2 separate regions of the Homo sapiens genome follow, and region 1 is linked to region 2. Evidence: chromatin loops called from intact Hi-C (ENCODE). Cell type or tissue: OCI-LY7. All regions are shown on one strand. Links, peaks and the distances in the headings refer to the core of each region. The heading gives the core; the rest is flanking DNA. Region 1 overlaps FNBP1 (formin binding protein 1). Region 2 overlaps FNBP1 (formin binding protein 1).

Region 1 (2,919 bases), core at 128-2,627, 49 kb after region 2:
AAAATTGGCAGGGCATGGTGGTGGGGGCCTGCAGCTACTCAGGAGGCTGAGGCATGAGAATCACTTGAACCTGGGAGGCAGAAGTTGCAGTGAGCTGAGATCGCGCCACTGCACGCCAGCCTGGGTGACTGAGCAAAACTCCATCTCGAAAAAGAAAAAAGAAAAAAGAGCAGTAGAAGAGCTAGGGACGATTGTTAATAGGGTTCTCCAATTTAGCATTCAAGGGCAGTAAGAAGAGGTAATAATTATCCAATACCTGGAACTGTTAATAATTTGTTACTTTAAGATTAAAAAACTAGTTTAAAATTTCGACACACTAGGGAAAAAAATTCAACACACTATAAAGTGTTCTTATATAAAGATATGTACACATATCATGCCTAAGTAGAATGAACAACAGAGAAGGGATAATTTTTCAAACCCTACTTTAAAGGCAAAAAAGGTACTTAGACTGTGTGTATTTGGGGGCAGAAAGGATATGGAAAATCTCTGTACCTTCTCAATTTTGCTATGAACCGAAACTGCTCTAAAAAATAGTCTATTTTCCAAAAAGATACCTAAAATTATATATATATTTTACAACTGCCGAAGTGCAGAAAGGTGTTATAATTATCTTCCCATTATTTTTAAAAAGCAAATGTTAAAACAAAAGGAAAAAAAGGGATTTATTCATTTATCCAATAAATATTTATTGAACTCCTACACAGAGTCAGGCATTGTTCCCAGTACAGTTGGTAGACAATCCTCAAACGGCTGCCTCTTGAAAGTGCACACCACGATCAGGGTCAACATATTCAACAGATGAATGTATATTATATGCCTGGCATGGTTCTAAAAATCACAGGTAAAAAAAATTACATACAGTCGGCCGGGCGCGGTGGCTCACGCCTGTAATCCCAGCACTTTGGGAGGCCGACGTGGGCAGATCACGAGGTCAGGAAATCGAGACCATCCTGGCTAACACAGTGAAACCCTGTCTCTACTAAAAATACAAAAAAATTAGCCGGGCGTGGTGGCGGGCGCCTGTAGTCCCAGCTACTCCGGAGGCTGAGGCTGGAGAATGGCGTCAACCCGGGAGGCGGAGCTTGCAGTGAGCAGAGATCGTGCGACCCACTGCACTCCAGCCTGGGCGACAGAGTGAGACTCCGTCTCAAAAAAAAAAAAAAAAGACATACAATCAACACAGGTGGCTCTTTTTTTTTTTTTTTTTTGAGACAGAGTCGCTCTGTCGCCCAGGGCGGAGTGCAATGGCGCCATCTCGGCTCACTGCAACCTCCGCCTCCCGGGTTCAAGCGATTCTCCGCCTCAGCCTCCCGAGTAGCTGGGATTACCTGCGTGGACCACCACGCCCGGCTAATTTTTGTATTTTTAGTAGAGATGGGGTTTCACCATCTTGGTCCGGCTGGTCTCAAACTCCTGATGTCGTGATCTGCCCGCCTTGGCCTCCCAAAGTTCTGGGATTACAGGCGTCAGCCACCCACCGCGCCCAGCCCACATGTGGCTTCTTACTATGCTAACCAATATGCATTATTCAGGTTTCTCTGTTCTCTTTCTTGTACATACTTCATTTCTCATTAGCACCAGAGCAAATAAATAAAGACAGAGAGGATACTAGGAGGCAGCAAAACCAGGTTCTGTCACTGAATAATTTGTTAGCTGCAAAGAGAATAATTACGAGGAAGGCTTAATTTTCCAATGGATTTATTCATACTTCACACTAATAAGCAAGCTAATAAAAAGCTGAACTAACACTTCAGTAACCTGTCACTTCCCTCAGTAAGTAGGCAAGAAAAAAAAAACATTCAAATGTAAGCAACTCTTGCTTTGCCATTTCTCCAACAACCAGCCACAACTTCAACAAGTCAGTGAACATATTTACCTTACTAACACTGCCTTTTTAACAAGTCTTGAGTAAATGTATTTTGGTTAATTTTACATACAAACATTTTTCTTTTGACTCTGATGTTACAAGCTAGAGGTAAAACCTACTTTCTATGCTTCCACGTAGATATCTTTCAATGTATATAATGTAACTTACAACAGATTCAGACTGGTGTCTTGTGCACACCATAGTTGTTCAATAAAAATTTTGAAAATTGATTAAAAGGCAATGTTATGAAGAGCTATGTTATGAAGAGTTGTAAACTATTTTATTAGAACCCAATCACTTCAAAATGGCCATGTAAGCCTGGGCGAGGTAGCTCGCGCCTGTAATCCCAGCACTTTGGGAGGCCGAGGCGGGCAGATCACTTGAGGTCAGGAGTTCGAGACCAGCCTGGCCAACATGGTGAAACCCCATCTCTACTAAAAATAGAAAAAATTAGCCAGGTGTGATAATGCACACCTGTAGTCCCAGCTACTCAGGAGGCTAAGGCAAGAGAATCACTAGAACCTGGGAAGTGAAAGTTGCAGTGAGCCAAGATCGTGACAGTGCACTCCAGCCTGGGCAACAAGAGCGAAGCTTTGTCTCAAAAAAAAAAAAAAAAAGAAAGTTTATTTCTATGGAGGGGTTAAAGAAAAAGTAAAAAAGAAAGAGGAAGAGAAAGGTTTTACTCCCTCTACAAAGCAGGATGTGGCTTAGGAGCAGGTCTTCAGTGTAAAATGCACATTAGAAACCTGTAGTTTCTAAAAGCCTATATTGATTTTAACCTGAAGTCCTAAAATGTATGTAAAATCTGATAGTATTTGTGAAGGTCCCTGAAAGCTGCAACCACCTGTTACAAATAATTCATGGCCACCCAAACCATAGCTCTTTCTCCATCTAGAAGAATAATTCTGCCAAGTTTGGCTTGAGCGCCCCATCATTATCTCATTATACATGTGCATGATTCCAAAGCCACCATTCAAGGAAAACCCTTAATCACTGCCCTCCGCTGGGCTACCCAATGTACCGCACATCACCAAGTCTCTGACCACCGG
Region 2 (2,919 bases), core at 195-2,694:
CTTAGCGCATCCCTCAGTTTCACTTTACTGTCGTTTGTACTGTTAAATTTAAATTCATTTCTTTATATATATGATATATACGATATGCAATTTGTTGTATAATATGATTTCTACCTAGTTACCCTCTATATACAATGAGCTCCAATTAAAAACAGACCAAGACTTGAATGGTTCATTTTTTAAAACCATAAATGGCTCAAATGTATCAAAAGATGTTCAACCCCCATGCATACTAAGAGAAATGCAATTTAAGACCTAGATGTACCAGTTGTTAAGTAGCAAATTGACAAAGATCGGTTTGGAAACAGAAAGCAGCAGTGAGGGTGAGGTTGAGCAGGCCCTGTTACTCTGCTAATGGAGTGTCATGGGCCATAGTTTCTGGAAAGGGACTGGAGATCATGCCACTGCACTCCAGCCTGGGTGACAGAAACTGTCTCAAAAATAAATAAAATTAGGTTGTTCAGACTCAGAAAAAAAAATTATATTAGGAATTTCAACCTATACTACCTTGAATAGATAGTGACCTCAGGGGTTGGCAAACTTTTTCTGTAAAGGACCAGAAAGTAAATATTTCAGGGCCAGGTGCGGTGGCTCATGCCTGTAATCCCAGCACTTTGGGAGGCCGAGGCAGGTGGATCACAAGGTCAGGAGTCTAGGACCAGCCTGGCCAATATGGTGAAATCCTGTCTCTACTAAAAATACAAAAATTAGCCAGGCATGGTGGTGTGCGCCTGTAGTCCCAGCTGTTCAGGAGGCTGAGGCAGGAGAATCGCTTGAACCCTGGAGGTGGAGGTTGCAGTGAGCTGAGATTGTACCACTGCACTTCAGCCTGGGTGACAGAGCGAGACTCCATCTCGAAGAGAAAAAAAAAATTCAGACTTGCAGGTAAATGCATCTCTTTTGCAACTACTCAATTGCCAATTGTTTGCAAAAGTGGCCATAGACAATACACATGGGCACGGCAACATTCCAACAAATCTTTATTTACAAAACCAAGTAGTGGATGGATTTGGCCCATGCTAAGACCTGACCTACAGGAATCAAAGTCTCACGTTTATGTCTAAAATAAGTTAGCATTCTCCCCTGCAATGCAGAAAAAAAATATTTAATGATAGTTATCTCTCCCAAAGGCCACAATGATTTTTCAACATCATATTACTATTTCAACCAAGTATCTGTTGAATATTCTGTAGCCACACTGGCCTTTCTATTCCTTCTACATGTTCCCGTCTCAGGACCTTTGCACTCTCTCCCCCCACATCCTTACATGTCTGGCTTCTTTTTGTAATTCACTTCTCAAGTGATGGGTTTTCCCTGACCAGCCTAGCTCAGTAACCACCCCCACTTCAATCTCTATCACATCACTGCGTTTACATATTTGGAGTCATACATGCTATCTTTAAATGCTCGAATTCTTTGCTAATTTGCATGCAGTTCTGTTTTCTGCTGTGAAAGGTGAGCACTCCAGGTTCAGGCACTTCCTGTGTCTCGTTCATTCAAGCATCCCTAGTGATTGAAACTCGGCTGGCACCTTGTTGTTCTACTTTTTGTTGTTAAAATCTCATCAGCTCTCACAGGCCGGTGCAAACACATAATTCCCCATAAAGCAAAGCTGGCTAAATATCTTAGGCCTGTACCCTACCGATTCACTCACAATCTACAAATATTTACTGGGCACCTACTATGTGCCAGGCACTGTTCTGCACTATGACACATTAGTGAGCACAACCCAAAGATCTCCACCCTTAAGGGGCTTGCATTCTAGCTGAGAGGCTGCAGGAGACAATGCGCAGTAAATATAATACCCAGATTTCTCTGGGAAGGTTTGGGGAGATGTTATTCAAATGAGGCAAAATTGTAGGAGAAATAAGTTCAAGAGATCTATTGTACAACATTGTGTCTCCAGTTAATAACAATGTATTGTATACTTGAAAATTGCCAGGCCGGGTGCTCACACCTGTAATCCCAGCACTTTGGGAGGCCTCGGTCAGAGGATCGCTTGAACCTAGAAGTTCAAGACCAGCATGGGCAACATGGTGAAATTCTGTCTCTGCAAAAGATACAAAAATTAGCCGGGTGTGGCAGCGCATTCCTGTGGTCCCAGCTACTTGGGAGGCTGTGGTGGGAGGTTCACTTGAGCCCGGGAGGTGAGCCAAGATCGTGCCACTGCACTCCACCCAGGGTGACAGAGTGAGACCCTGTCTCAAGAAAGAGGGAAGGGGAGGGGAGGGGAGGGGTTGCTAAATTGCTAGAAGAGTAGATTTTAATGTTCTTCCCACAAAAAAAATATTAAGTTTGAGTAGTAATGCATATGTTAATTAGCCTGATTTGGGCATTCTGCAGCGTATACATATTTCAAGACATCATGTATACCATAAATATATACAATTTTATATACAAATAATATAGAAATACATATTTTGTCAATTTTCAAAACTAAACAAGAAAACTATATAAAATGGTAGAAAGTTACCAGTAATATAGGAAAACTGAAAAAGCAAAGCAGGCTAAGTGGGCTAAGGGACGAGGTGGGCCTCACTGAGCAGAAACTGGAAGCAGGAGAGGGAGTCAGCCACTTGGAGCCTGGGGAAGAACACATAGGTGATATCTACATGGAAGGGCTAGCGCAATAGCTCTCGGGTGAGGGGATGCCTGGCATGTACAAAAAACAGGAAGGAGGCCTCTGTATGGTTACAGCAGAGAGGAGGAGGAAGAGAGTTAAAACAGATGATGTCAGAAAGGTGTGGGAACCAGATTATACAAGGTTTTGGAGGACTTTCACCGTAAGGTTTTTGGATTTACTCTGAATGAAATGGGGACGCACTGGAATTTTGAACAGAGGAATACTGTAATCTGGCTGCTCTGTAGAAATCAGGGAATAGGGGATAGAGGTAGAATAAGGGAAACTAGTTAGTAGAC

Evidence for each region. A loop is a pair of places that touch in the nucleus more often than their neighbours do. Peaks named below come from ENCODE experiments on the same cell type or tissue, not always from the same donor. Only the 100,000 strongest peaks of a DNase experiment are listed, where the experiment ranks them.
Region 1: it touches region 2 in a loop (4-fold over the local background); 22 of 110 quality-filtered maps call a loop at or near these places.

Annotation. Positions count from the first base shown.
Region 1 is chr9:130,037,207-130,040,125 of GRCh38, forward strand. All of the region lies in intron 1 of FNBP1 (formin binding protein 1), which reads right to left. Among named protein-coding and RNA genes, the nearest start is that of FNBP1, 4.5 kb to the right of the region's middle. RefSeq lists an enhancer at 2,223-2,342. In OCI-LY7, for the core only: CTCF peaks have their summits at 1,283 and 1,485; DNase peaks (open chromatin) are centred at 1,167, 1,495 and 2,485; H3K4me3 peaks cover 2,500 bases; H3K27ac peaks cover 2,500 bases.
Region 2 is chr9:129,987,821-129,990,739 of GRCh38, forward strand. The region is part of intron 2 of FNBP1 (formin binding protein 1); the gene reads right to left. Among named protein-coding and RNA genes, the nearest start is that of FNBP1, 54 kb to the right of the region's middle. RefSeq lists an enhancer at 1,151-1,200 and a silencer at 1,950-2,244. In OCI-LY7, for the core only: no CTCF peak of the experiment used is centred there; DNase peaks (open chromatin) are centred at 1,431 and 2,671; H3K4me3 peaks cover 2,399 bases; H3K27ac peaks cover 2,500 bases.